2 separate regions of the Homo sapiens genome follow, and region 1 is linked to region 2. Evidence: chromatin loops called from intact Hi-C (ENCODE). Cell type or tissue: OCI-LY7. All regions are shown on one strand. Each heading gives the region's core, and the rest is flanking DNA. Links, peaks and the distances in the headings are about the cores only.

Region 1 (11,414 bases), core at 28-5,027, 620 kb after region 2:
AGGTCTTAATTAACCGTGTAAACGAGATTTACGTAGTCTCTGTCTAACATCTTAGCACCTAGATGTTTTGAAACCGCTCAGTCTTGCATAAAGCAGTGGAACTAAATGTGTTCTTTAAAATTCCTTGTTGCTGTGAGAACCCAAAAGAGCCAGCATAATTAGCTTTAGTGTTTAGTCAAAGGCTAATGGGAAGAAATGGATTATGATTTTCCATCAGATTAGTTCAGGCAGATATATTCCTTTGTAAACCAAAAGAAAAAAAAAAGAAATTATGATGCTGTTCTAAAAACTGTGCTGTAAATATTTGGCTTTAGAGAGGCAAGAGTGGTTGCCCATTGTAAATAGGGCACTGGACTTTAACTTTACGTATTTGGATTCAGTTTCAGGCACCACTGTGGACATTTTGTTATCAACCAGTAGATCTTTGCCTTAGTTTTTTTCTTTACCATTGTGTTTTCTTTTCTTTCTTTTTGGAGACAGAGTCTGGCTCTGTTGCCCAGGCTGGAGTGCAGTGGGGTGATCTCAGCTCACTCCAACCTCTGCCTCCTGGGTTCAAGCAATTCTCCTGCCTCAGCCTCCCAAGTAGCTGGGATTACAGGCACGTGCCACCACACCCAGCTAATTTTTGTATTTTTAGTAGAGACGGGGTTTCACCATGTTGGCCAGGCTGGTCACGAACTTGACCTCAAGTGATCGACCTGCCTGGCCTCTCAAAGTGCTGGGATTACAGGTATGAGCCACCATGCCTGACCTGTTCCTGTATTTTCTAATTCTCTTTATACTTAGGTTCTCTATCACACCTGAATGCACCAACACTTATAGTTAAAATTTAGAAAGTGCACTCAAGTCTAACATGTTGGAAGACTGGATTGTAATTTGAGTCAACCTGTTATTTTGTACTTGGTTCAAAGTCAGTCAATACTATTTTTTATATCTATGGCACATTTATGTTACTAGTACTGCAGTAGATTTTTAACAACTTCGTGTCTTAGGGGAGATACTCTGTTAATTTCAAATAGGTCATTGTACAGAATGCTTCACAAAAAATGTTAAATGCTTTCCACTACTGATTTGATGGATGATGAATCTTTGATGTAAAACTTCAAAATAGAATTAAGATCTTCCTCCCTTCACCTCTGTTAAAATTTTGTAAATTAACCCTGGGATTTCTCTGAGATTTATGATACATACATAGTGTATATTTATTTTCATGAGTTTGATCTTAAAATTGTACTCAGGTTGTCCTTAGCTTTAAAAAGCAGTGTTAGAATAATGAAGCACAAAAGTTAAAATAGCAGCATGGAAGTTTTAGAAAAATAGTCCATTTACTTTTTTTTTTAATCAGAAATCATTTTTAGCTTCCCTTCTCCCCCGCTCCGCCCCCCCCTCAACCTCTCCCATTTTCTCAATTAGCCTGTGCTGTCCTTTAGGATTAGAACCTTAATCCAATTTGGAGGATGACTTTTTTTTTCGTTTTTCTGAAATTAAGGGGAGACCTGAGTAATAGGGGCTGGGGCTAAAGACAGTCAGGTTGTCAGAGGGGACTCCTTTCTTCTCAGGCTGGAATCCTCACCAACCTAAGTGGGGGTTAGGGGTATGTGCAGACTGGCAGCCTTAGATTTGTCATGTAAGGCTTTAGGACCCTGCACCTGTGGGGTCACAGTTTTCTTCTCTCAGTTCTAAAACAAGACTTTAGTATTTTATTCCAGACCTATTTGTGTAATCATGAATTTAAAGAACATTTTCATATTGATGGCTAGTAGTTAAAATTCACATTTATTATACTTTATGCTAGCCTTAGGCATATAGCCTATAATTTATATTAACTATTGACAGTTTATACCCTTTTGGTAAAGATCAGATGTGAGAATAATCTGCCTTGGCAGGTTAAAACAAAACACTTTTATTTTGACACTTAACTTTCCAGTTTATTTTTATGGGTAGTTCTGGGGTGGAAAATAATATTTACAAAATAATAAAAGCCATGATTTGGAGACCTGACCCAAGAAGCTTCAACATCCTTAGGTTGCTTGCCTGTGCCACTGTGCCGTGACACATTCCCTACTGAACATAGGCTAGTGTGGGATTGCTCCACCCAGAGGCCCTTCCCCAGAGCAGGGAGGACATGGAGTGTTTGTGAAGGTTTTTCTCTCCTTAACAAGTAGGTTAGTTTTCAACAGTTTAAGTACTGGAGTAGGTGCTGACTGTTAATATACAAAAGCAAAAAAATACATATATACAGTAATGGGTAGTTAATTATGTTCAGCTTCATTTTCTGTAAGCTGTTGATAGTTTCTCCTAGAATATTCTGTCTTCCTCTTATCAAGGCAACTGGGATTCATATAAAGGAGCTTCTTATGTATATGGGACTTAGAAACTAGTTAAAAGTGTGAAAAGAGGTTTTAAAAAATATTTTCAAACAAATGCATCTATCTGTACTTCTTAGGTGAGCTAATGAACTAAACCATCTTGAAAAATTTATCTTAGTATTACACAAAATGCATTTGTATGAGATCTGAATTGGTTGGAATTCATTGAAGAACTTACATATTTGAATCAGATTATTTCATAAGCTGTGGTGGTACAAATTTTTCATTGAAGAGAATTTTAAGCATGTGTCCGAAGGTCAGAGGGGAGGAATGCCTGCAGATCCGTGTGAGGGATGAGGGCTGAATACACAGGGTAGATCAGAATTGCACTGGAACCTGGTTATACCTCCTAACCCAGTCAAGCACCTGTGGTCTTTTAAATTTCTTTCTTTATAATCTTGTGTATGTTGGTCAAAGAAGGGTTTGATTAGTCAAAATAGGAACAGCCACTGTGGGCTCCAGAGATACTGTGAAACGAGTGGCAAAACAACCTCCCCGCCAAGTAGACGAAAATAATAAACAAGATACCTGTTTGGTAGTTTAGGGAAGAGATTCCCTCTTTGAGGAAATAAGTCTTGACTTTTCCCTCAGTATTCTTAGCCTAGTTCCTTGCTTGGTGTTCAGTGATTGAACTATATCTTATCCCCACCCCCAACCTCTCAATCTGTTAAAAGGCCCTTTACACAAACTCTGCAAATTATGCCATGATAACTTTAAATCTCAGATTTTAAAACTAAGTGTATGCTCCGAGTCGTAAGGTATTGCATCTGAATGAGATCTGAGAGGTAGCTCATTCATTTTACAGTAGAGGCAACCAAGACACAAAGATCATTCTGGAAATCACATCACCAGCTAGTGGCAGAGTTGAGTTGCAGAGGGAAGCCCCAGTCTTCTGTGAGTGTTGCGCATTGTCTCCCACATGGTTTGTCTCCTAAATAAAACCCCAAAGAATTGTATAAATTATCCGTGCTTACTATTTGCAGACCCTAATAGAGAGTACAGAAAACATACAATTCTGCATTATTATAAATTTGACCTTATACTAAGTTGGTGGTTTTTCTTTTTTTTTTTTTCAGCCAACGATGGATCAAAGTAGTTTTTAAGTCAATTATAGTAATTTTTAAAAATCTTACCAGTGGCATGGTTTAGAAATCTTCTTCTTTGTAAAGACACCCGGGGAAAGCTTGATAGGACATCTTGTTTTCTTTATAAAGATCTCTCCAAGAAGCACAGGCATTTGTAATCATTCAGTTAAACATTCTTTATGAGGAAAAGTGGGGAAGAAGAAGGAAGGGAGAGAAGAAGAGAGTGAGTTACTGTATATACAAAGGGTGAAAGGGGATCACCCAGAGAAGGGACATGTGATGACTAGAAGGGCTGCTTTAAAATTATAAATGTGTGTGCTCTTCTGATATTGCACCATGGATAATAGAAGAATGACAGCTAACCTAAAGGATGATTGTTTTAAAAGTAGACATGTAAAAATCACACCAATCTATGGGCAATTCTCTCCACCCAAGTAGGTTCTGGCGATTCTCTTTTGGGATGCACTTACCTGTCTCTGATCCATCCATTTGAAGCAATGTAGTGGTTAGAAGGGTGGATCTGGACTCAGATAACGTGGGTCTGAATCTGGCCTCTACCATTCTCTTGCTTTGTGACCGTCTGCAAATTACTTAATCTCTCAGAACTTTAGTTTCCTCATTTGTAAAATGAGGTTAATAGTACCCACTTTGTTGGATCCTGAGGCTTAAATGTGATAGTAAAGCACTTAGAATGGTATCAGACATGAAGTGGGCACACAACAAATGCTGCTTGTGATTATTGCTGTTACTGGTCACCACCTAAAGCCATCAAGCCAAGATTGCATTGATCCATATGCTGTTTAATAACTCAGGAAAGTGGATAATGAAGTTTCAAAAGGGTATCAAAAATAGTTAAAATTGAGTTTTAGTGCTTAAAGGGATACATTTCCAGTTCATCAAAAAGATCTTCCATACCTATAATTTTATTTTGCTACGGTCAACTCTGATTTTCTTTGATTTTTACCAAATTCCAAAAAAACTTAAGTATCTTTAGAATGATATACTTACTGCATATACATCTTCAGCTTCTTCAGAATATATGTTAAAGAATTAATTTGTCTCTTTCTCATAGTCAAATATGCCTATTCCCGCAGATACCATCTTTCAGAGTAGTCACAGTCGAGTTATCTTAATTTCTCTTTTTTCTAATAAATAATTTTTTTATTTACACAATGCAGATCGGGTCTCACTATATTTCCCGGGCTGGTTTCAAAGTCCTGAGCTGAAGCAGTCCTCCCACCTCGGCACCCCAAAGTGTTGGGATTACAGGTGTGAGCCACCATGCCTTGGCTGAGTTATCTATCTTAAGTATTGAAGTTATTCTTCTAAATAGAGAGAGAGATCGAGTAAAGTGAATTTCAATCTGTTTCATCTTGGAGGAATGTTTTTAAGAAGTGAGAATTATTATTTTAGGCTTGGCAAAAATTATATAATTATGATAAATTCTATAATCAGAGCTCAGTCCATCACTTAGTAGTCAAAGTTAGCATAAATCAGTTTTATTTTGTAGCTCAGAGAGTTTGGTCTTTTTGAGACCTTCACATTGAATTTAGATTTATTAGGATTCCAGACCCACTACTCATTTTACACATGAGAAATAAGGCCTGTGAGCTGTGACTTCCTGAGATTCCCCCAGTGTACAAACAATAGCTGAGAATTGCTTCTTAGGTGTTGAGAAGTACTGAGAACCAGGCCCCACTCCACCTGGGATAATCTTGACTCTAATGAGAACGTGTGCTTTGGTGACTGGCTGACCAGGCCCTCCCTCCTCCTCAGCCCTAAATGGCAGGCCAACTGCCAGAAGCCCCACTGAGACCATCCTAGAGGGAGGTGGGACGTCTTTGCTGGGTAGGGGATTGCCTAAGAAAGCAATACTGGCTAATTCCTTTGCTCCGGAGAATGTGGCAGCAGTGCCCCGCCCCCACTGAGTTTTGATAAAGACTTCTGTGATCATTAGGTACTTGAAAAAAAACCAAATGAGATTAAGGCTTAAGAGCATTTAAAAGTCACAGCCCTCATTTCTGTCATGAATACTCTGGTAGTTGCTTTAGGTACTTTAGAGCTGAGCAGTCCTGCAGATAATCCAGAACAGAGATAATAAAATTGAAAAGTACACGTATCCTTCCTGTTTACTTGACTTTTGTGACTAGAATGACTCCTTCTCGCTCGTGTTTCTCAGTCTGCTCATCTCCCTGGCTCTTAAGTTTATCAAAAGCCCAGTTCCTGATTTGCTCTGCTGCTTTCTCATCACTCTTGCTCTACATCGTTCATTCAAGTGACACTCAGAACATATTATATTAACTTTTCATTTGCATTGTTCATGTTTTTATGTGGGTCACTAATTAGATCGTCCTGTCTTGTGTGGGAGTGTTTAGTATTAGCAACTTAGTATGAGAGAGGGCATGGAGATGAGGGGATAAAAACCTGATGAAGGACACCAAGTTCTGAAAGGGTGGTTTAATAACACAGCATTGCTACCCTCTGAAACAACCTTTGTTGCTGGTGCCTGTTTGTCTGTGCTAGGAGTTTATGAGAAAGGGGGTGGCAGTAATTGGTGTCCGAAGGCCTGTGAATGACTATGGCCAAGACGTGAACTCAAGCCATCCATAGACTACAAGCTATTGCTAGTGTCTCCATTTCTGCCAAATCCTTCCTCATTAAATGGTCTTCTCAAGGTCCCTTCAGAACACTCAATTCTTCTAAGTGACAGGATGATCTCAGAAATAGGACAGGAGGCCAGGGATCCTAGCCTACACTGGGGGTGGCATGTCCAGCTTCCTGAGCTGATGTTTAGGTCATGATTGTCTGTCCCTAGTTCCTCTTTCACGGGAATACATGCTGGAGCTATGTACTAAAAGGGGAGTGTGTTTCCTCACTGTATCTCTCTCTGTCGGGGCATAAGACAAGAGAACAGACCTGTGGAATGATTAGGGAAGCTCAGGGGTATCTACCCAGTCTCAAAATCTCATTCCCAGCTGCCAGAAATTCACCACCAGTGTTTCCTTTTTACTGTTTTTGTTTTGTTTTTGTTTTTGAGATGGAGTCTTGCTCTGTTGCCAAGGCTGGAGTGCAGTGGTGCAATCTTGTCTTGCTGCAACCTCCGCCTCCTAGGTTCAGGCGATTCTCCTGCCTCAGCCTCCTGAGTAGCTGGGATTACAGACACCTGCCACCATGCTTGGCTAATTTTTGTATTTTTGGTAGAGGCAAGGTTTCCCCACATTGGCCAGGCTAGTCTCAAATTCCTGATCTCAAGTGATCCACCCACCTTGGCCTCCCAAAGTGCTGGGATTATAGGCATGAGCCACCATGCGTGTCCATTTATTGATTCTTAAAGGCTTGCTTTAGAAATAGATGGATAAAGTTGCTCAGCAGAATTATTAATATTATACTTTGAGATTTGTCTTATCAAAGGATAGAATAGGTTTGTTGAAGCAAGTATCTTCCATTGTCTTATTTCGCTTTATAAACTCATGTCTGCTTGGGAAAGAAAAATTTGAAAGCACACTAGAGTAGAAAAAAAAAAACAAATCCTTCATAGTTTTATCAGTCACTAAGTAGTGTCAATGATGCTCCTCCCTAACCCCAATATGTAAGTTCGTTCCCACCCCCCGACGCCGGGTTATAACCACACTATATATACTTTTTGTTTTTCATTTTCTTTGCAAGTGTCATTTTATGTTGGCACAGTATATCCATGTCAAAACATGATACTTTATTTAACCAGTCCCTTGGACCTGAACATTTAGATTATTTCCACTTTTTTGTTTTTATTAAAAATGCTGAGACAGACAGCTTTGTCCAGTAAATTTGTGTCTCACTTTTTATTGCACACACCCTGGTAAGTGGGATTTTCTCTTAAATTCTTAAGAGGGGAAATAAATTGGCCAACAGATAGTACATTTTGAGGGATAACTTTCCAGAAACCATTTATACTCCCATGTGTCATATAATGAATGGAGTCTGTTGATTCTTTGTGAATTTCATAAGTGATGAAGCAGTATATGGCATTTTCAGTTTGCTTTTCTTTGATCAACACTTTCTCCTGTGTTGATCATTTGCATTTCTTCCTTGTGAGTTGTATAGATAGAACAAGGAAATTTTGAAAGGAGGAAGATAGAGAAGATGGCAGAGCTTGGAGGCCTAAGGAGTGAAATCCACCAGGGGAGATGGATCTGGCAAGCCGGCTCAATGAACGTGGACTCCTGTGGGAGGCAAAGTCCTGAAGGCGAGAGTTAGGATTTTATAAAGCAAAGTTGCAAGAAAAAAAATTTTTCCCCTAGATTGCACACTTAGAATAAAATATCCTTTATTGATAGGAGCTCTTACCAGGCACTTGGGACAGCCCACATCCTTCAGCTGAGACCTAGCCAGCTTTACCAGCGCATCTTCATTTTTAAGTGACAGTTGGGATTTTGCCTCAGATACTTGAGGAAGGTATTGACCTCTCTGGAGATCTGCGGAAGGATCTTTCTCCTTTTGGAATGAATCAGGATGCTTTTCTAATAGTTGAAGATCAAAAGTAGTCCAAATAGAATTTCAGAAGTGATTTTAATGATGCCAGAAAATGGCAAGTCTTACACAGCTGAATTCTTAAAGAAGAAAAATTAACCAAAAGGAAATCATGAGATTTCCTAGAAATATTTGTTCTTATGTGTGAAGAGGCAGGCTAATCTTTTGTATGTGAGAGGCCTTCAGTGTTGTAAATAGGATAAATATGCATTTTGTCAAAGATATTTTATTTTTAAAGAAAAGCATGATATTTTGTGTGTGAAGTTTGGGCTTTTTTTTTTCCACCCTAAATCCTTCAAATGTTTTTAGTCATGTTTTTTAAGATAGTGAAGAGCTGCATATTTCAAAATGTATTTATATTCTGACCTTGGTTCATAAAAGTCTGCCAAGCGCCAGAACTATTTAAATTTGGCTATAACACTGTGTTAACGTGATGAATAACGATTGACATAAATGTACTATATTATTTTTATAAATTGTGGTTAGACATGATAGTAATTTTAGAATATTTACAGTGCTATTTTTGGAGACTTTTTTTTTTTTTTTAGTCAACTAGCAGTGTTGAATGTTTTATCTAGCCAACTACAGGTTTTCAGCTCATAATTAGAAATGCCTGAGAAGTCCATATTGTGATTTAAGGAGTTATTAGCCCAAGTCAGCAATTTTATAAGGCATTCTTATTAGGAAGTATAAAATGAACTTTATGTAGTAAAAAACGTATTTTATAATTGGCATATATCTAATGCATTGTATACATTCACTCATATTAAGCATTTTGGTTAGTCTTCATTATTTAATCCTCCTGTGGTTACTTAACATAGAATGTGTAATGAAGAACTCAGTAGCTTTAAAGGTGGGGTGGTTGAGGAGAATAGAAAATGAAGGTGATTTATTAACTACTGTTGAAAGCTGCTTTAGCAGTTAGGGTGAATAAAAATGATGATTTATTAAGTATTCCATCAGTAATAAGATAAAGCCACAGTGTAGGGTTGGAAGTACTTCTGTTTTCCCTAACTCCCAAGAATACAGAATTTCTATGACATTGGCTCTTTGCAGTCGTCCGTCCCTTCCAGAACTATCATATTGAGGGCAGGAGAAAGAGCTTCCCCTATTCATCCATGTGTCCAACAGATCAGTTAGCTCTGGGCCCTGCCCATAATAGGGCCCAGTATGTATTTGTTGAATGAATATGCTCTTTGAAATAAACATGCCTACAGGAGTTACTCAGGTTAAGTGTGATTTCGCGCTAAGTAATCTGGTATTCCAGAAGTGGTGTCCGCTCATCTTTGAAGTCCTTTCTAATGTATATACTCATGGGCTACAAGTCTTTGTCTTTTTGATTTTTTTTTTTTACAACAGTCAGAAGTCATTTAGAATCAGACCTAGTGAATAAAGAGACTAATGAATATAGGAAATGCCTTTTCCAGTTTTCAAGTTGTTTTCCAGAATGATTTATAAAATGAAAACTGCATTCATTTTCTTATATGACTGTAAACTGGTGAAAGTGGTGCCAAAAACAAAAAAAAGTCTTTTGACCAAATACAACACTGCTGAAATAAATGTAGATGATTGTGAGATTCCTTTAAAGGTCAACACTCGAATATAAAGATTCTGTTATTTTATTGAAAAGTGTTTATATCTACAGCCAGTATTTTTTTTTTAGATATGTTATTTTTAAAGTAGGTAGAGTCTTCATTTATTTTCTTTATTACCTAGAATACTGGACAGTATTTAATAAGGGTTGCCATTTTTCTTGTATTTCAATTTTATACAGGATATACCTAGAGTTGGTTTTGTTTTGTTTCCATTTTGGCAAAATTTTTTGAGAGATAAAGGTGTCTTAATGAGTAATGCTTACAGTACCACACTAAAATGAAAAGTCATAGGTTAGCTATTATTTTCCACTAGAGAAATCAGAATTACATAAACATGTTCCTCCCTAAGAAGGTGTGATATTTTGAGAAAGAGAAAGAAGCTTGGTTTTCTATTTCCCAATTTCATATTGTTTCTCCTGAAAAGTGCTGTGTCATATAAATAATTGCATGGTAGAGGCTCAATGAATTTTATGCATTTGTCAGTGGTCCCTTTTGCAGTTTATTCTACAGATGACTATTAATATTCCTAAAACATCACTTCTCTCGTATTGCCCAACTCAGGTTTTAATGGTCCTCCATTTCCTATAAAGTAATGATTCAGACTTCAACATGCATCAGAATCACCTGGAGGGCATGTTAAAACAGATTGCTGGTGCCGGGCGCAGTGGCTCACACCTGTAATCCCAGCACTTTGGGAGGCCGAAGGGAGGATCACTTGAGGCCAGGAATTCAAGACCAGCCTGGCCAACGTGGTAAAACCCTGTCTCTACGAAAAATACAAAAACTAGCCAGGTGTGGTGGCGTGAGCCTGTAGTCCCAGCTACTCGGGAGGCTGAGGCAGAAGAATCACTTGAACCCAGGAGGCGGAGGTTGCAGTGAACCGAGATTGTGCCACTGCACTCCAGCCTGGGTGACAGAGTGAGACTCTGTCTCAAAAAAAATAATAATAAAAAAATTTTGAAAGCCTGGAGTTTCTGATTCAGTAGGCCTGGGTGGGCCCCAGAATTTGCATTTTTAGCATGTTGCTAGGTGATACTGATGCTTCTGGTCCAGTGACTTCAGCTAGAAAAACATTTTGCTCTAGAATGAAGTCACAGTGAAGTCACAAATGTTTAGCTTGGCATCCGTAGTCTTCTGTAAATCTGCATCAGTTTATTTGTTGAGTTGTATCTCTGTTACTTCCCAGGAAGGACTGTGCTTCCACAAAACTTACATAGTTACTATCTCCAGAACACATGTCGTTTAGGATTTCACCTTGTTTACTTTATGGTTCTCAAAAGGAGAGTCTTCTCACTTGCTCAAAATCCATGTCCTCATGAAGCCCTCTCTACACTCTCAACCTTCACTGATTTCTCCCTTCTCCAAATTCCCATGTTATTGATTATTTCTATCTTTGGCCTGTGTGTCACTGATTTTGTGTGCATATATGTTATCTTTCAAGTAGATTTCAGACACCCTAGAAGTGGGGACACCTTTTTTATCTCATAGGTCCGTGGCCCAGAATTTGACAATAAAAGGCAATTCATCCTAAATGTAACCCAGATTAAGTATATCAACAAAATGTTTTATAAATGTGAGGCAGTATGGCAGAGTAGAAACACTTCTGTCCTCCCTTTCCACGCCTTTGAAATGGAGTTAATAATTCCTCTTTTTCAGAGTTGTTGTAAGAATTAAAATAGAAAATGTATGTGAATCTCTCAGCGCAATGCCTGGCATGTATCATTCATTATTCAATACATAGTATGTACTTACTAGCAGCTAGGAATTGGTAGGAGTGATAAGGAAAGGGGTTGGTAGGTAAATTGGATTCAGAAAGTCATTTCCAGGAAAGAAAAGTATGTTTTGGCTGCAGTATT
Region 2 (18,109 bases), core at 2,016-7,015:
CTTATTGTTGCTTTAATTTGGAATTTCCTAATAAAATGTGATGTTGAACGTCTATTCATATGCTTATTTGTCATCTCTAAGTCATCTTTGATGAGGTGTCTGTTCAAATTTTTTGCTCATTTTTAAATCAGGTATTAATAGTTTGTTTTGATACTGTTGAGCTTTAAGAGCTCTTTGCCTATTTTGGATAACAGTGTTTTATCAGATATATTTTTTGCAAATATTTTTCCTCAGTCTCTGGCTTGTCTTCTCATTCCTTTGACTGTCTTTTGAAGAGCAGAATTTTTTAATTTTACTGAAGCCCAAATTATCCATTATTTATCTCATAAATCATATCTTTGATATTGCATTCAAAAAGCCATTGCTATACTCAAATCATCTAGATTTTCTAGTTTTTAATTTTTCATTATATATTTAGGTCTATGATTCATTTTAAATTATTTTTTGTGAAAAATGGGAGTTCTATGTGTACATTCAGTTTCTTGCATGTGGGTGTCTCAATTATACTTTAGACAGTTTAAGGAGGTATAGTTTCCATATAATTTACTTACTTGAAGAATCAATTGTAAAAATTTTGACAAATAAAAATATTAAAATGCTCTGACCTCCAGAATATTCCTTACATCTATTTGCATCAATCCCTTACCCATTAACCCTGGACCCTGGCAACAACTGATTTCCTTTCTGTTTTAATGGTTTACCCTTTCTAAAATTTCATATAATTGGACTCATACAGTATATAGTCTATTATTATTGGATTATTTTACTTAGCATAAAGTTTTTGAGATTCATCCATGCTGTCATGTGTATCAGTAATTTGTTCCTTCTGAATACCAGTTTTTTATCATATATATTTTGGTATATTTTTATATAGGGAACAGAAGCACAAACCATAAACAGAAATAGATAAATTGGAACTCATTCAACTTAAAAAAAAACTTTTCTTCTAAAGTCATGGTTAGAATAATGAAATTGTAATACACAGCCTGGCATCTCTATTTACTGTATGCCCACTATACAGTAAATATTTCTGCATTTATCAGTTGATGGGCATTTCAGTTGTGTCCAGGTTTTTGATATTATGGATAAAACTGCTATAAAAATTCATGCAGTTTCAGTCTTTGTGTGGATATGTTTTCTGTCTCCTTGAATATAATAACCAAGAGTAGATTGACTAGATTATATGAAAAGTGTCTGGTTAGCTCTATAGGAACCTGCCAACCTATTTCCAAAGTAGCTGAACCATTTTGCATTTATATGAGGAATATTTCAGAGTTCCACTTGTCCCACTATCTCACTAACACCTATTCTTGTCAGTCTTTTAAACTGGGTTAGTATAGTAGGGATCTATGTTACCTCAGTGTGACTTATTTACATTTCCTCAGTGAATAATGATGCTAAGCACATTTTTATCTACTGATTTTCCACTTGATAATCTCTTACGAAGAGTCTGTTTAAATATACTGACTTTTTAATTGCATTGTCTTTTTCTTAATAAGTTACCATACACTTTATATTTCAGATACAAGTACTTCATAAAATAAATGTGATGCAAGTATATTTTTCCAGTCTGTGATTACAGGTTCATTATTCTAGCCATGACTTTAGAAGAAAAGTTTTTTTTAAGTTCAATGACTTTCAATTTAACTATTTTTGTTTATGGTTTATGTTTCTGTGCCGTATATTAAAAAATCATTCCCTCAAACAAAATCACAACGATTTGCTCGTTTTTTCCCCAAGAAATTTTGTAATATTAGCTCTTATATTTACATCTCTGATTCATTTCAAGATGACTTTTATATATGGAGTGAGGTAAAAGTGAAAAAATTGTTTTTATCATAAACAGAGTTTCAAGTATTATAGCATCATTTCTTGAAAAGACTACTTTTTTTTTTTTTTTTTTTTTTTTTGAGACAGAGTCTCACTCTGTCGCCCAGGTTGGAGTGTAGTGGCATGATCTCAGCTCACCACAAGCTCTGCCTCCTGGGTTCAGGCCATTCTCCTGCCTCAGCCTCCCAAGGAGCTGGGACCACAGGTGCCCACCACCATGCCCAGATAATCCCTTGCACCCCTACTAAAGACGGGATTTCACCGTGTTAGTCAGGATGGTCTCGATCTTGTGACCTTGTGATCCACCCGCCTCGGCCTCCCAAAATGCTGGGATTACAGGCGTGAGCCACTGCGCCCAGCGGAAAAGACTACCTTTTTCCTAGTATATCACCATGGCATTTTGTCCAAAATCAATTACCATTTGTTTGTTGGCCTTTTTCCTGAACTTTATTCTATTTCATTGATGTGTACGTCTATCTTTACACAAAAATCATGCATGTTACAGTTAGTCTTGAAGTCAGGTTGTGAAAGTCTTCCAAACACGTTCTTCTTTTCCAAGTTGGTTTGGCTATGTTAGGTTATTTGCATTTTCATGTAAATTCAGCTTGTCTATTTCTAACAAAATAGTCTGCTGGCATTTTTACTAGGAATGGCTTAAATCTATGGATCAATTTGGAAGACAATTTGCATCTTACTAGTTTTGAGTGTTCCAATCCATAAATATGAAATATCTATTTTGTTTTCTTTAATTTTCTGTTAGCAATATTTTGTAGTTTCAGTGTACAGTATTAAACATGTTTATGTTCATCTCTAAGTATTTCTTTCTTATCAATCTTATTGTAAATGACACAATTTTAATTTCTATTTATATACAGTAAATAATATAGATTTTTATACATTAATCACAAAAATATGATGTAACCAAACTCACATTAGTTCTAGTACCTTTTATTATAGATTGCTTCAGATACTCTTCATTATCATGTTATCTCCAATCTATATTTAATTTATTTATTTTCTTGCCTTACCTTATTGCACTGGCTGGAACTTACAGTAAAATGTTCACTACACCTGATAAGATTGAACATTATTGCCTGGATTTTGAACTTTGGGAAAAAGTATCCAACTTTCAGCATTTAGTATGATGTTGGTTAGGTTAGTTTGATCGAGTTTAAAAAATACATTGTTATTCATATTTTGTTAAGAGGTTTTATTATAGATAAATGTTGAAATCTGTCCAATATATGTTCTGCCTCCATTGAAATGATTATGTTACTTTGTTTAGTCTTTTGATGTGGTGAATTAAATTGACTAGAATTTTGAATTAGAAATTTGAATGTTGAACCAACTTTGCATTCCTGGAATAAACATTACTTGGTCATAATACATTATCCTTTTTTGTATTTTTTTGATATGCTAGTATTTTAATACAAATTATTGCATCTATATTTATGAAGGAAATTGGTTTCAGTAGTTTTTGTATGAAGTATCTTTGCCTGGTTTTGGCAATACAGTGATCCTAGCTATATATAATTTTTGCTTGTTGCTGTGTTGTTACCTACATACTTAGGCATCTACTTAGGTAGATAGAGTGCTTTATTTTAATGGAGCCTAATATCCCTCTTGCAGTCAAACCTCAAATGTACCACACAGATCAATATCATGTCTTTTTTTTGCTCCAGGATTGCATCTGAGATACCTTATTACATTTAGTCATCATTCCTCTTTACACTTCTCTTGGTTGTGGCAGTTTCTCAGACTTTATTGTCGGTGACCTTGACAGCTTTGAGGATTACTGGTCAAGCATTTTATAAAATGTCTCTCAGTTGATATTTGTCTGATATTTTACTCATGATTAGACTGGGGTTACAGGTTTTGTAGGAAAGACTACATTAGCAAATTACTATTTTTATCCCATAGTAACAAGGGTACATACTGTCAGCATGACTTTTCAGCGTGGTTGTTGATCTTAATCACTTGGCTGAAATTGGGTTTGTCAAGTTCCTGCACTGTAAAATTACTCTTATTTTTCTTCATTTTCAAACACTGTACTTTTTGGAAGGAAGTCACAATGTACAGCCCACACTTAAAAATCAAGGAATTATACACTCCCTTCCTGAGAGCAAAGTATCTACATAAACTATTTGAAATTTTTCTGCAAGAGGGATTTGTCTCTTCTCTCTCATTTACTTGTTTATTTAATCATTTATCTATATTCATATGACCTCATGGATATTTATCTTGTATTTGGGCCTTTAACCCAATACTACTCATTTTTTGCTGAAATTGTTCCAGCTTTGGCCATTTGGAGCTCTTTCTGTTAGTTCTTGCATTCTTTTAGCATATCCACCTAATTATTGGTTCGCTGCTTTTTACTTTCTTACTTTCTGACAGTATAAGATGCTCAAGTCTCATCTTGTATATTAACTGCCCAGTCATTCCTCCAAAAAGCCTTGTACTTGTTTTTTGTTTGTTTAGTTTAGTTTTTGAAATAGGGTCTCAATCTGTTACCCAGGCTGGAGAGCAGTGGTGCAATCTCAGCTTACTGCACCCTTTACCTCCTAGGTTCATGCGATCCCTTTACCTCCTAGGTTCATGCAATCCTCTTGCTGAGTAGCTGGGACCACAGCCACGCACCACCAAGCCTGGCTAATTTTTGTATCTTTTGGTAGACATGGGGTTTCATCATGTTGCCCAGGCTGGTCTGGAACTCCTGGCCTCAAGCCATCAGCCCACTTCTGCCTCCCAAAGTTCTGGAATTTCAGGAGTGAGCCACCACAACTCAATTGTATTTGTTTTTAAATGTAGCATTTGGCTGGGCACAGTGGCTCACGTCTGTAGTCCCAGCATGTTGGGAGGCCTAGGTGGGAGAGTTCAAGACTAGCCTGGGCAACATGACAAAACCCTATGTATACAAAAAATTAGCCTAGTGTGGTGGCACATGCCTGTGGTCCCAGCTACATGGGAGGTTGAGGTGGGAGGATCACCTGAGCACAGGAGTTTGAGGCTGCAGTGAGCCAAGATTGGGCACCACGCGCCACCCTGGTGACAGAGTGAGGCCCTGGCTCAAAAAAATAATAATAATAAAATAAATAAATATATAACTGTGGACCTACTATGAAAATCAACGTTTTATTTAATCAATTTGTTTACTTAAATGTTACGAAATGGAAAAAAGTTCCCTTGTCCTTCTTGCAGGGCATGCGACGGGGGTGTGGCTTCTTCAATGCCCCACTGCTCAAACCCCTAGGGGGCGCATGCAGACAAGCAGGGTGTGGGGCTCAGACCCCATGGTAGCATCTAGGGGTGAATGTTTACAGCTCCTGAGCCCCAGAGGGCGTGTGTTACAGGGCGCTCTTTTAGTTTTGCACTTTTTAGGCTGTTTGGGTTAGTCAGCTCAATTAGACCCCCTGCCTTACCACAAGGACAGAGGGCTTTCTGTATCCCAGGGTTTCTTGCGTTGGTATACTGGAAGAATCGAATCACACATGGGCTTGCGGAATGAATGCAAGGTTTTACTGAGCGGAAGTGCCTCTCAGCAGATGAGGGAGCCAGAAAGGAGATGGAATAGGAAGGTGGTTTTTCCCTGGAGTCTGGCTGCTCAAGGGCTGGGCTCTCTTCCCACGGCCCCAGCCAAACTCCACGTTCTTCCGCTAGTCAATTGCCTGCCTGCCAACCAGCATCTGTCGGTGTGCTCTTACGAGGTGCATTTCTCTCAATATCCACCCACTTGTGTCTCCTTCCGCTGGTGTGTTCCTCTTGACGTCCAGCCACTTGTGTGCGTGCCCACTAGGGTCTTGGGGTTCTTATAGGCACACAATGGGGGTGCGTGGTGGGCCAGGGCGGTCTTGGGAAATGCAACATTTGGGCAAGAAAACAGAAATGCCTGTCCTTATGTAGGTCCCTGAGCATAGGCCCGGGGATGGAGCCCTCACCAGGGATCTGCCATTCTCTACCCAGCACTTCCCTTCCCTGCTCCCGTATCATTACCATGTACAAGCTATTTTCCTGTTAGTTGTAAGGATATACAAAAATCAGAAGACACAAGTCCTTACAATAAAGATCCACAGTACAGTAATATAAACTACAGAGCATCATTTCATAATATAATGTTAAGTAAAATAAATTTTAAAAAATTTATTATATAACTTTTAAAATGTTATGTTGTTTCAAAGTTCACATTCATGCAGATTCTCTGCTTGGGTGAACTAAAGGCAGCTAAGGAATTTCAAAAATGACCCCCTTGTGAAAAATTGTTCACTTAGGATGCCAAACACCTTCCGATCTAAACTCTTTTTTGCTCCCCCAATTATTATTTAATATTTATCATCTCCTTATCTATTGCAAGTTTATGGCTTTGCCTCTTATTTTAACAAGTAAACAATTCTTTTACACGTATTATTTTTGAAGCTTTTCAGCATTCTGTACATATAAGAAGAATATTGGTACATCATAAGTGAACTTATAACATTTTCATAACATGATATGATACAGTAGTCATTGATAATTGCATTTAGAAATTTAAAATTCCATATTATGTACTACTCACACCAACAGGAAATTACAGTGTACATATTGAACAATTAATGAAAACACAATGCATTTCAAAATTGGTATCTCTATGGAAATGTTCTCCATGTAATATTTCATAAGCACAGTTCAGCGTCACTACATTTCCAAATTTATTTCACTTTTGGTTTTATTTTCTACTCTCTTCAGCATCTTGGTGTTTACTGAGTGAGACATATTCTGTGAGCTCTTTTGTCAACAAACCCAGTAAGTGTTATATTCACAGTAAGTATGTTCTAAGTATGCCTAACTATATTCTAAGTAAGTATGTCAAATTAAATCTAAGTACCTGAAATTTATCTTAAATAAATGATCTGCTATAGTTTCTTTTACATGCAAGCAATCAATAGATATTAAAGGGCTAAATAAGTCCACGATGATTTCAGAAGTCTAATGTTTATATACATAAAACTTAAAAACTACTCTATATTCCTCAAGTTAGTGTTATGAAAAAGTGAGATGCAACTTCTGTGTCTATTTGCAGAACAATCATAAATATTTTTCTCCCATTTGGGAGAAGTAAAATCCTTGGTTTCTACACCTGGAAGTCTTTTCTCTTACCATCGCTTTTTACCTTGCACGCAAACACTATTTATCCTTAAAAGGTGACTATCACCTCAAAATCATTTAAGAGGAATGTATTGTAGGATTTTTTACCTTGCCAACAAAGATGCTTTACTGGGCCATTTTCAATGTAATTTGGCTCTTGCATGAAAAAGACAGCCTCCTAAATTCAGACATGGCCAGATAAAAACCCTTTTATTCAACTCTACATTATGTATTTGTCATTAAAACTCAAATTCTGCAGCAGGGCTCTTCCACTAGTCCCTGACTAAGCCTTTCATCAAGGGTTTTTATTTATCACATTTTAGAATCTAGGTGAAGCTAGTCTGTCAATCTCTGCTCACACAAAGTACAATTAGACTCATTTTGGATTTCTTTTCTTACTTAGATTGGGATACTTCATACCTTGCCAAAAAAACTGTTATTTTCAGATCTGCATTCCTCACACCATTATAAACATTCAGCCAATGGTTATTCTCTTATTTGCGATATAATTTATACATAAATTTATTTCTGAGTGTCTTATTCTTGATTTGAAACACAAGCTGGCTTCCTGCTACTTTTTAAAAAAATTTTAATGTAGACAGAGCATTGTTTCTTAATGGAACCTAATATCCATCATGCAAACATACTAATAACCATGTAGAGTAATGTCAAAAACCATGCAATGTAGGCTTTTTTTAAAAGAAAATGAATTAGTGAATGTTTCAATTCAGTAGTACCATAAACTATCTGTACATTAGCTACTCTCTGTGAATATATCTCTCAATTTTGGAATCTGCATTAACATTTTCCATAAATCTTTGAGTGCACAAAAGTAATGATGTTTATTAAGTAATCTAGCAGGATCTCATGAAATAAAGAATAATACAGTGACTTGAAGAGATCCCAGAAGACCACTTTAACATCAAGAGTCTCTCACTAATGCAGTGAATAATTCCAAGGTAATTTCTCAGCTACTTCTTCCACAGTATGTGAAATGACCTTCCTACTAGACATGTATTCAATTATATGCCTCGAGATATTTCCAGTGGAAATTCAAAAATGAAAGAGTGAGATTAAGTGGTCATATTCTTATCCAAGGCCTACCTTTTCATTTTTAGATTAACAATAAGAATACATATGTAATCTACAATTCATAATTATCAATGCATTACAAAACTTCCATATGTCTAATAGACTATACCGTAATGCTGACATTCTAATGTTTTAAAGTCATCTAGAAAAACTTAAATTTAGAGGAGAAGAAATGAAAGCTATTAAATAGTTGGACAACAGGCGTTACAGAGGGAGCTTAATTGAATTGGAATTATTTAAACTACAGAATAATGGACTGCAAGGTGACTTACTGTTGAAAGAAGAAAGTATAATTATTAAGTGAATGCCAACTTGCTCTACATACAACAAGAGAAAAAAATCAATTAAATTTGCAAATTCTTCCTTTCATATAGCTCCCACCCCACCTCTGTTCCCATCTTTTCTGTGTAGACAAGTTACTTGAAATACAAATTGGGCAATGTCATTTTTGGGTATGTATGTCTAATCTTTTCAACACTATCATTAAAATGTTTGTCTTCCCTGTGAATACAAGATATCATGTGATAAGTTTATCATGATATGTTTAAAAAGAGAACAAGCTGGTCATTATAGTTATTAATCAAATAATGTCTGATGGTTTAAAATGAAAAAAGTAAAAAGATAACCATTTTAAAATATAGCAGGTTTTTTTATGCCAGGGTAGATTGAATATATTGTTTTAAACAACTCTAGAATATATTTTGTTTGTTTGTTTGATTGATTGCTTTTGCTTCCTATCTAATCCTGAAATTTCTGTCTGTTTTCATGAATTGTACAGTTCTCACTGACAACCTGTCAAAAAATTACTTGGACCCCAAAGCTTTCTTTTTGGTGTTGATTTATTTTAATAAAATCCACTAAATCTGGACATACAGACTCACAGCTCCTTCTCTAGTCTTCCCATCCTAGATTTTTGTGGAGTTTTAAAAACCATGCTATAATAGGCAGAATTCTAAGGTGGCTCCTAAGATTCACATCCCCCTGGTATACACATTCTGTGTAATTTCCTCCTGTTGAGAATGGGCACGATTGCGACATATTATATGGCAAAGAGATTTTGCAGAGTAAGGCAGCAAACCATTTGATTCTGATTTTATCAAAATACTATCATCTAGGTTGGCCTGACTTAATCAGACAGGAACCTTTAAAAATGGAGCCATTGAAAGCATGAATGAGATTTTCCTGTTGGCCTTGAAGACAAGAAGTCCTGTGATGTGGAGAGGCCAAAGATTAGGGAATTGTGTGGCTTCTAGGAGCTGAAAGCAGCCCCTGGCCAACAGCCAACAAGAACAGTGGGAACCTACAACCCTACAACTGCAAGGAACTAAATTCTGCCAAGCCCACGTGAATGTGGAAGAGAACCCTGAGCTCCAAAAAAGAATACGGCTTTACCAGCTGTTTAATTTCAGCCTTGTGAGACTCTGGGCAGAGGATCCAGTCTTGTCATTCCAGGACTACAGACCTACAGAATCGGGACATAATAAACGTGTTTTGTTTTAAGACACTAAGTTTGTTAGACTTTTGTGGGCATTTGTTGTATAAAAATACGCATGCCCAGATGAAATCTAGAAGAATAAAAGTATTTTTGCCCTTCACACTCTTACCTTTGAATTACAAAGCAATCATATATCTATACACACATGTGCACATACACACACATTTAATTAAGAAACAAATAAAATGACAGGAAAGAAGATTCTATTAACATCCCTTTTCTGTACTCCAAAATGACAGCTTTCCATGTCTCTTGTCAGTTGTTTCTTGTACATAAATAGCAGGGCAACTAAATCAAAAAGAGGTGTTTGGATGGAGAATAAAAAGAGGTATTTAAAAAATATGAATTCTAGAAAATCATAATAAAATACTACCTGTAAATTTGCCATGGAATCAACCACACCATATGTGTAGGCATAACTAGAGAAAACCTTAAATTGTAGCCAGTGTCACCTTTCCTGCCTGTTTCATTCCACAATGCTTAGAAGTAGCCTTACAATTTGCAAGCAGGCCTACCAAGTCCTGTGATTTCCATTGGACATAAACTGTGAGTTCTACAGTTAGTCATCTTTCAAGGTCCAAATTCCATTTCTATTATCTTTGCTTCTGAATAGTTGTTAGTGGGAAATAGGAAGAAAGAGTGATGACAAATATACTGCCTATGCTACGCCTGCAACACATTTTCCCTTTTTCCCGTAAGCCCAGTAAACCACCATGCCAATGATTTCACCCTCTGCTCTGCTCAATAAAGCACAGCTAAAACTAAGATTATTTGCTTTCCTCTTGCAAATGCACCCTAAAGTAATATCAAAATGTTTCACTAATAATTTTTCCTCTACACAATGTGAGACAGACATTTTTCTGCCATTTGATGCCAGTAATGGATTTACAAAGGCCACAACATCTAACGCAAAGTAGAACACCACACCGCACAAATGCCCATTCCACTTGAAGGTTTTCCATAAAAACTCTTTGACTCTTTGACTATGACGAATCTGAGCAAAATGTGCTGCCTTCAAATTCCTTTTCAAAATGTATTTTTTAAGATTTCTGCCAGATTCCCCTTAAACTACCCCTTACTTCTCTCTTTCGAATCACTTTTTTTTCTCATTCCAAGCATAAGGATGATGATGATGGGTAACTGGTGCTATTAAGTACCCTGCTGACCCAGTTGACTCTAATTAAATACCATCGTGTCAATCAGCAAGTATTTGGCCTTAGCTATAGTAATTATTGATGCTTGTATAAATGCTTAACCAGGATATTAATGTAGGAAGTTATTATGACAACTTTTGAGCAACAGATTGTTGCACTACTGACTGAAATATGTAAGGTAGGAAAATAGAGGTTCCTGATGACATTGTTACAGAAAAGCATTAGAAAGCACATAATGGTCACATAGAAAGACTATTAACATTCCTAGAGTGAATTCTGTGAAAGTGTGTCATATTCGTTCAATCCAAAAAGTGGAGGAAAGTCTCACAGCAGCTGAATTTCAAAGTAACAGCTTCCACATAAAGCATTTTGGTGTGGAAAAGTCCTGCATATATTCATCACTTACTCGTGTGCTGTAAAATGAATGCTTTCCTATTTCAAAATGGGTGGCAGTCTTACTAGAATTTTGGCAGAAATTCTGCTCTTTATAATAGCAGAAATTGTTTTCTGCTATTATAAACGACCTCTGCCTTATATCAGTTCTCTTAATGAGTAATGCGAAATGTCAAATGCCGAAAGAAAAAAAACCCACATTTATATATTGTTAGCTCAGCAATGAATTCAGACATATATGGCCAAAATATTATATCTTAAAGCTGTCTTACAAAAGCCAAACCAGACCTGCAGAATAGGAATTGAAATACCTGATTGCACATTCACACAGGCAATCAGCAAGCCAAAGAAAGAGAGTAAAAAAGACACTTCCTCATGTTCAGCAGTATTCTGTCTGTTTCCAGGGATGTGTTCCAGGCCTTAGGTCATGACAATCAAGCTGCCTGCCCTGTTCATATCACCTCATCTCTTTTAGTATTTAAGTCAAAAACACACCTGCCTAAGTGCCTAAAGCTTACTACTAAATGCCTGCACAATACGGCTAAATGGGCTGAATGCAACCCAACATAGAACCTTCCAAACACGTGCTTGAAATGCACTGAGAGAAGCATTTTTATGCAAAAATGACAGAAAATGTAATCGAAAAGAAAACCTCTAACAAAGCCATAGCCAGATGGTGTTCTTTATTGGGGGCCAGCTCAGATTTCTGAGCTTCTGAAAATGTCACAGCTATTGCTGCTCAATTCTAGAGTTACATCCTAAATTTGGGAAAAACCTTTCCCATGTGAATGTTATGATCCATTCACATTTGTCTTATAATTTAACATTTTGAAAATCCTTTCAATTTTTTGGTTGTACAAATAATACGTGTTCAAAAAAATGCATATTTCAGTAGAAAAATATGGAAGCAATATGAAAAAATATAAAAGTAAAAATTAAAAGTAAAATCTTACTGAAAATGCTATTGTTTTTACTTTGTAAGTTTTTCTATGCATTTAGACACATATAATACTGTTCAAAAATGAAGTTAAATTTTATAGAGATTTGCACATTTTTTGTTACATTAAAAGTTGTCTTGTAATCATCTTCCCATATCAAAAAACATACATTCAAATTGACATTTTAAATAGTTGGATAATATTTCACTTGAAGGTAATCTCATGGTATATTTAACTAGAACTATAGAACTATATAGATTGCTATCTCTAGCAATGCTACAATAAATATTCTTAAATATGTAACATTGTACTCTTATTAAAATGTTTCCTTAAAGCAAATTCCTGGAATTAGATTCACTGGGCCAAAGTGTACTTGTAAATCTAATAACACTTACTACCAATCATCCAAAAATTTTGTGCTCATTCAAAGATCCAAAGAAAGTATAAAAGTTCATACTGGCAAAAAGCCTCAGAAACATTGGGTACTTCCATATAGGCAGAAAGTGGAAACTATTGTGTTTTTTGTTTGTTTTTTAAAATTATGTATTACATTATAGTTTTAGACATTTAAGGAGTACAAAGTGATGTTATGATTTTTAATACCATGTGGAATGATTTAATCAAACCAATTAATATATGAATCACCTCAAATATTTTACATTTTTTGTGATGAGAACATTTCTAATTTACTCTTAGAGATATTAAAATGTATAGTACTAATTTTAGCTATATTCATCACTCTCTGCAACAGATCTCAAAAAAATAATCAAACTTATCCCTCCTAATTTAGGCTTTGTACTCATACTATCTCTCCATCCCCTCTCTTTCCCCAGCCTCTGATAATATTCCTACCATACCACTCTCTGCTTCTGTGAATTTAAATGTTTTAGATTCCACATATAAGTGAGAACATGTGGTATCTGTCTTTATGTGTTCAGCTTATTTCATTTAGGATAATGCTCCCCAATTCCATCCATGTTGTCCCAAGTAATAGAATTTCTCTATTTTTAAAGGCTGAATAACCTTTCATTGTTAATATACCTCACATTTTCTTTATCCATTCATCTGTTGACAGACACTTAGGTTGAATCTATAACTTAGCTATTGTGAATACTGCTTCAATGAACATGAGAGTGCAGATATCTCTGACATACTGATTTCAAATCTTTTGGTTAAATATCTAGAAGTGGGATTGCAGGATCATATAGAATTTCTTTTTTTAGTTTTTTGAGGAAGCTCCATGCTGTTTTCCATAATTACTGTATTAATTTACATTTCCACTAACAGTGTAAAGTGTTTCCTTTTCTCTACATCCTCACCAACATTTGTTTTCTTATTGTCTTTTTGATAATAGCCATTCTAACAGGTATGAGGCAATATCTTATTGTGGCTTTAATTTGCATCTCTCTAATGATTAGTGATATTGACCATTTTTTCATGTATCTGTTAGCCATTCATATTTCTTCTTTGAGAAATGTCTGTTCAGGTCTCTTCTTATGTCAGGTCATTTCTTAATTGGATTATTGGTTTTCTTTTTCTAGAGATGTTTGAGCTCCTTATTTATTTTGGATTTAATCTCTTATCAGACATATATGGCTTACAATTATATTTTCCTAAATCCATAGGTTATCGCTTCACTCTGTTAATTGTTTCTTTTGCTGTGTAGTGAAGCTTCCAATTTTGATGTAATCTCATTTGTCTATTTTTTAATTTTGTTGCCGGCATTTTTGGGGTCACATCTAAAATTCATTGCCCAGGCCATTGTTGTGTAGATTTTCTCCTAGGTTTCCTTCTAACAGTTTTACAGTTTTAGATATCATATTCCAGTCTTAAATACATTTTGAGTTGATTTTTGCATATGGTGTGAGATAAGGGTCCAATTTTATTATTTTGCATATGAATATCCAGTTTTCCCAACACTATTTATTGAAAAAAAAAAATCCTTTCTCTCTGTATATTCATAGCTCCTCTGTTGAAAATCAATTGACCATAGATGCGTGGGTTCATTTTTAGGTTTTCTGTCCTGTTCCATTGGCCTAGGTGTTCTGCCTTCTTTTTGTGAAAGTTCACTGTGGGGTCTTCTCCTTCCCTGAGCAGGGCTCTAGGTTAGTGTCTGAGGCTGGGCCTGGAAGCTGGTCATCTAGGGATGCAAGGCAATTAACTCTTCCCACCTCTGCTGGAAACAGCTAGCTCAGCTTTGTTGGGGAGGTATGCTGTTAGCTGGTACCTGTGATCATGCATCACCGCTGGCAGGGATAAGGAGCTATCACCAAAATCTGTGCAAGGGTCACTATAGGCTCTGCCTTCTTGCTTTGTTTCTGTCTAACCGCCCCATCCCCACCCCCACTAGGCAGTCTAGCCCTGCATTCCTACATTCTTTGTGAGATGACAACAGAGTAAGCTGTGAAGCATCTTGGAATTCTAGGGAAGCTGGAAGTCCACCTTCCTGTTCCTCTTTTCCCACTGTAGAAACTGTGGGCCCTAAGGAATCTTCTTTGTGGTGCTGTGCCGACTTGAGGTAGGGGAAGGGGCAATATGGTCAAAGCAAGGCCATTTGTCCATCCTTTCAATGTTAATTTTTATTCAGTTCTGTGGAACATGCAGGCCACTCAGACTTCTTCCCACATTTGAGGGTTTTCACCAAAGTATTTTTGTCCGTGGATAGTAGCTAGCTGATCTTTCTATGTGGGGGAGTGAAGCCCAGGGCCTCCTATATCACCATGTTGCTGATGTCAACAAAATCCTAAGCTATAATTTTTAGTTTTATATATTTAGCAATTAGATTGAAATTTGTACATGTTTTGACTTAATATAGGTGTATACTGACTGTTCATATCCTTTCATCTTTCTCTATTAGAGCATTTGTCTTTTACATATTGATTTATATGTAATTTTCATTATTGCCTTTCTGCTTGGCATATGTACTATATTTTTAGTTGTTTCTTTATATTTTCTTTTACCTTCTAGGAAGTTTTACTATATTCAACATAGTAGATTATATAGCTTTTTATAGTTTCTTGTGGAATTATTTGTAACTTCAAATCCTTCCATAATCCAAGTTTACGAAATTATAAATTCTGTTTTCTTCTAGTACTCATTTTGGTTAATCAGTTATTCCGACATCTTTTCTAGGGATTTGAGAGATCATATTTATTGTTTACTAAATGCATGTATTTATGTGAATGGGCTAATAGACTTTGGGGCTGATTTTCTTCCATGATTTTTAAATTACTATAGATTTATAGGAAGTTTTCTTAGCTGGCCAATTTTAATCCCTCTCCTTAATCTCATGTTTCAAAACATCTTCTAATAATGAAGAAGTCTAAAGATAGGGTTTTTCTTCTGCCTTTGTTGGTATCATGTAATATTTGCTTGGTCCACTGTAATGTAAAATCTCCATTTTGGGACTTGACATTGATTTTTCCTAGTATATAGTTGTAAACTTTTCAATTTGCATACATAGCATTTTATTCTTTAGTTTAGAATATTTCCACTCAATATGTATTAAATTATCCCATCTGTTTCATCTGTGCTGGTCTCTCCTTTCAGAAAAAGTTATTGTCAATATAGTATCTCTCTTCTCTGTTTATCATATACCTAATCTTCTTTCCACATTCTTTTTCAGGAACATTTCACAAATGCATCTTCTATATTCACATTCCAACTTTTTGAGAGTCTTAGGTTTCATATTGACTGCCTTTACTACTATGGTTTTTTTGTTTGTTTCCAACTATTTTTTCAAATTGAGCTTCACTTTATATGAGCACTTTACCCTTTCTCCAAGTTATTTTTGTTCTTAGGATTTACGTTCTTAATATCTAAATATCTAAATCTTCTTAAATACCATTAAGGAAGTTAGCTAACTTAATAATGAGCAAAAGCTCATTTTAACAGTTACATAGCTACATTTTTCTAGATATTCTTCTTTTAGTTTCCTGTAGAGATATTTTTCTTTAAAGACTATTCTTCTTGCTACTGAATTAGATATGGGTGCTCAACTACAAAATCACCGGGAAAAAACATCTCAGCAGTTGAAAATTCTGACTTCAAAGTAATCGTTCCCCCAAAAAGAAATAAAATTGGAAATGCTAAAGGTTGTGTTATGGGGTGGTTTATGAAAAAAAAAAAAAAAAGAAGTTAAATTCTACTTTGAAGACCAATACTAAGAAAGGCTTCTTTCCTCCATGAAAAGACTTGAAACACAAAAAAATTACAGCAAATGATAGACGGTTTGAATTTAGGGAGAAAAATCCTTACAATATTTATATACTGAGCATGACAGTGGCCAAATTATCCACTAATAAACCTGTCGCTCAAAATTTATAATATTATTTTAAAATTTTACCAAGAAAATATTGACTTCAGAGCATCTCTGCTATATAAATAAAATAGCTACAAGTTATATTTATAATTTGGTCCCCGCAAAAAGTAGAACATACATAACAAGATAGGAAAAACATTAATGAAAAAACCACACTAGTTGCCTAGGACAATACAACTGAACTTCAAAAGCTGTTGCCTCTTATTATTGGCTATTCAAAAAATTATAAAATGTAATAAGATACAAATTATTCTATACAAGTATATTAAGAGTCATAAAAACTTACATGAATTGACTCTGATTTAAAGTTTCATTTTTCTGAAAATGCATGATAAATAAAAACACAATGGAATTCTTAACTGAAAAAACTTTAAACCTAGATAATATGGCTTCCAGACCAATTTTGAGGATTATAAAGACAGCAAAATAAAGGACTTATTTATAACCCCTCATGCAGTCTAATTGAAGAAATGTTAGAATACTTAAAGAAGTAACTTAGACAGAAGTTTGACTTATGTTTTGGGAAAGATAAATTTAAGACCAATATCTAGATCTGAACGTAATCAAAATTCTTCTCCAGTAAAGACATTGTTTATACTGTGGCATTAGCATAAAATCACTTTTCCAAGAAAAGTTTGGTATATTGATTATTATAATGAAAGCAGAATCAAGTCCAGAATTTTAAAAATTGAATTTTTAGAAGTCGAAGATGTCCTCCACATATTTTATTGTTACATTTAGAAAGGATTAAATCTGCAGTCACTAATATTATGATAAATAAGTGAAGGACCTATGATGTGAAAATCATTTGTCTTTTAAACAAGAGAAAATTTAATCTTATTAAATGTATATTTATGTATATGTTTTATTTTATAATTAATTACAATGAAATACTTAAATTACAATTTATGTCTATGTACCTTTACTGTTTTATGCAAACAAAAAAATTGCAAACTAATTAGTGGGTCCAGTTATATTAGATAAGATCGTTTATGCTGTTATTCAAAATAAGTATTGCTGTGAAATTTTTTGCTGTTCATTTGTAACACTTCACTTGTGAAATTATGGTTTCCTCAATTTATTGAACCCCTGTAAATCTGTTATTTCTTACAGTCTACGGTTTCCTGGGCGCTTCAGTTCCTGCTTAAGTATTAAAATATGATGCAAGCCACTACACACCTATTAGAATAACAAAAATTCAGAACAGTGACACAAAATTCTGGCAAGGATGTGGAGTAACAGGAACCTTTATGCATTGCTGGTGGGAATGCAAAATTGTACGGTGGTGCTGGAAAGCAGTTTGGCAGTTTCTTACAAGACTAAACATACTCTTACCATACAATTCAACACTCGCACTACTTGATATCCACCTTATGTCCACACAGAAACTGCACATGGATGTTTATATCAGCTTTATTCATAATTGCTAACCAAGATGTCCTTTAGTGGGTGAATGGATAAATAAACTGTGTTACTCCATGACAATGGAATATTATTCAGCACTAAAAAGAAATGAGCTATCAAACCCTGAAAAGACTTTTAGAGGAAACTTCAATACATGTTACTAAGCAAAAGAAGCTAATATGAAAAGCCACATATTGTAGGATTCCAACTATAAAACATTCTGGAAAAGGCAAAACTATGGAGACAATAAAAAGATCAGTGGTTGCCAGAGATTATGAGCAATGAAGGAATGAGTAGATGAAGCATAAAAAATGTTTTATGGCAGTGAAATTATTCTGTACATTATAATAATGGATACATGTTA

The links. Peaks named below come from ENCODE experiments on the same cell type or tissue, not always from the same donor. Only the 100,000 strongest peaks of a DNase experiment are listed, where the experiment ranks them.
Region 1: it touches region 2 in a loop (5-fold over the local background); 25 of 110 quality-filtered maps call a loop at or near these places.

Annotation. Positions count from the first base shown.
Region 1 is chr6:119,335,165-119,346,578 of GRCh38, reverse strand. The region is part of intron 2 of MAN1A1 (mannosidase alpha class 1A member 1); the gene reads left to right. Among named protein-coding and RNA genes, the nearest start is that of MAN1A1, 8.9 kb to the left of the region's middle. In OCI-LY7, for the core only: CTCF peaks have their summits at 1,831, 2,033, 3,020 and 3,222; a DNase peak (open chromatin) is centred at 3,198; H3K4me3 peaks cover 4,850 bases; H3K27ac peaks cover 1,120 bases.
Region 2 is chr6:119,953,671-119,971,779 of GRCh38, reverse strand. No RefSeq gene overlaps it. Among named protein-coding and RNA genes, the nearest start is that of MIR3144, 52 kb to the left of the region's middle. In OCI-LY7, for the core only: a CTCF peak has its summit at 5,088 (motif pointing right); a DNase peak (open chromatin) is centred at 5,099.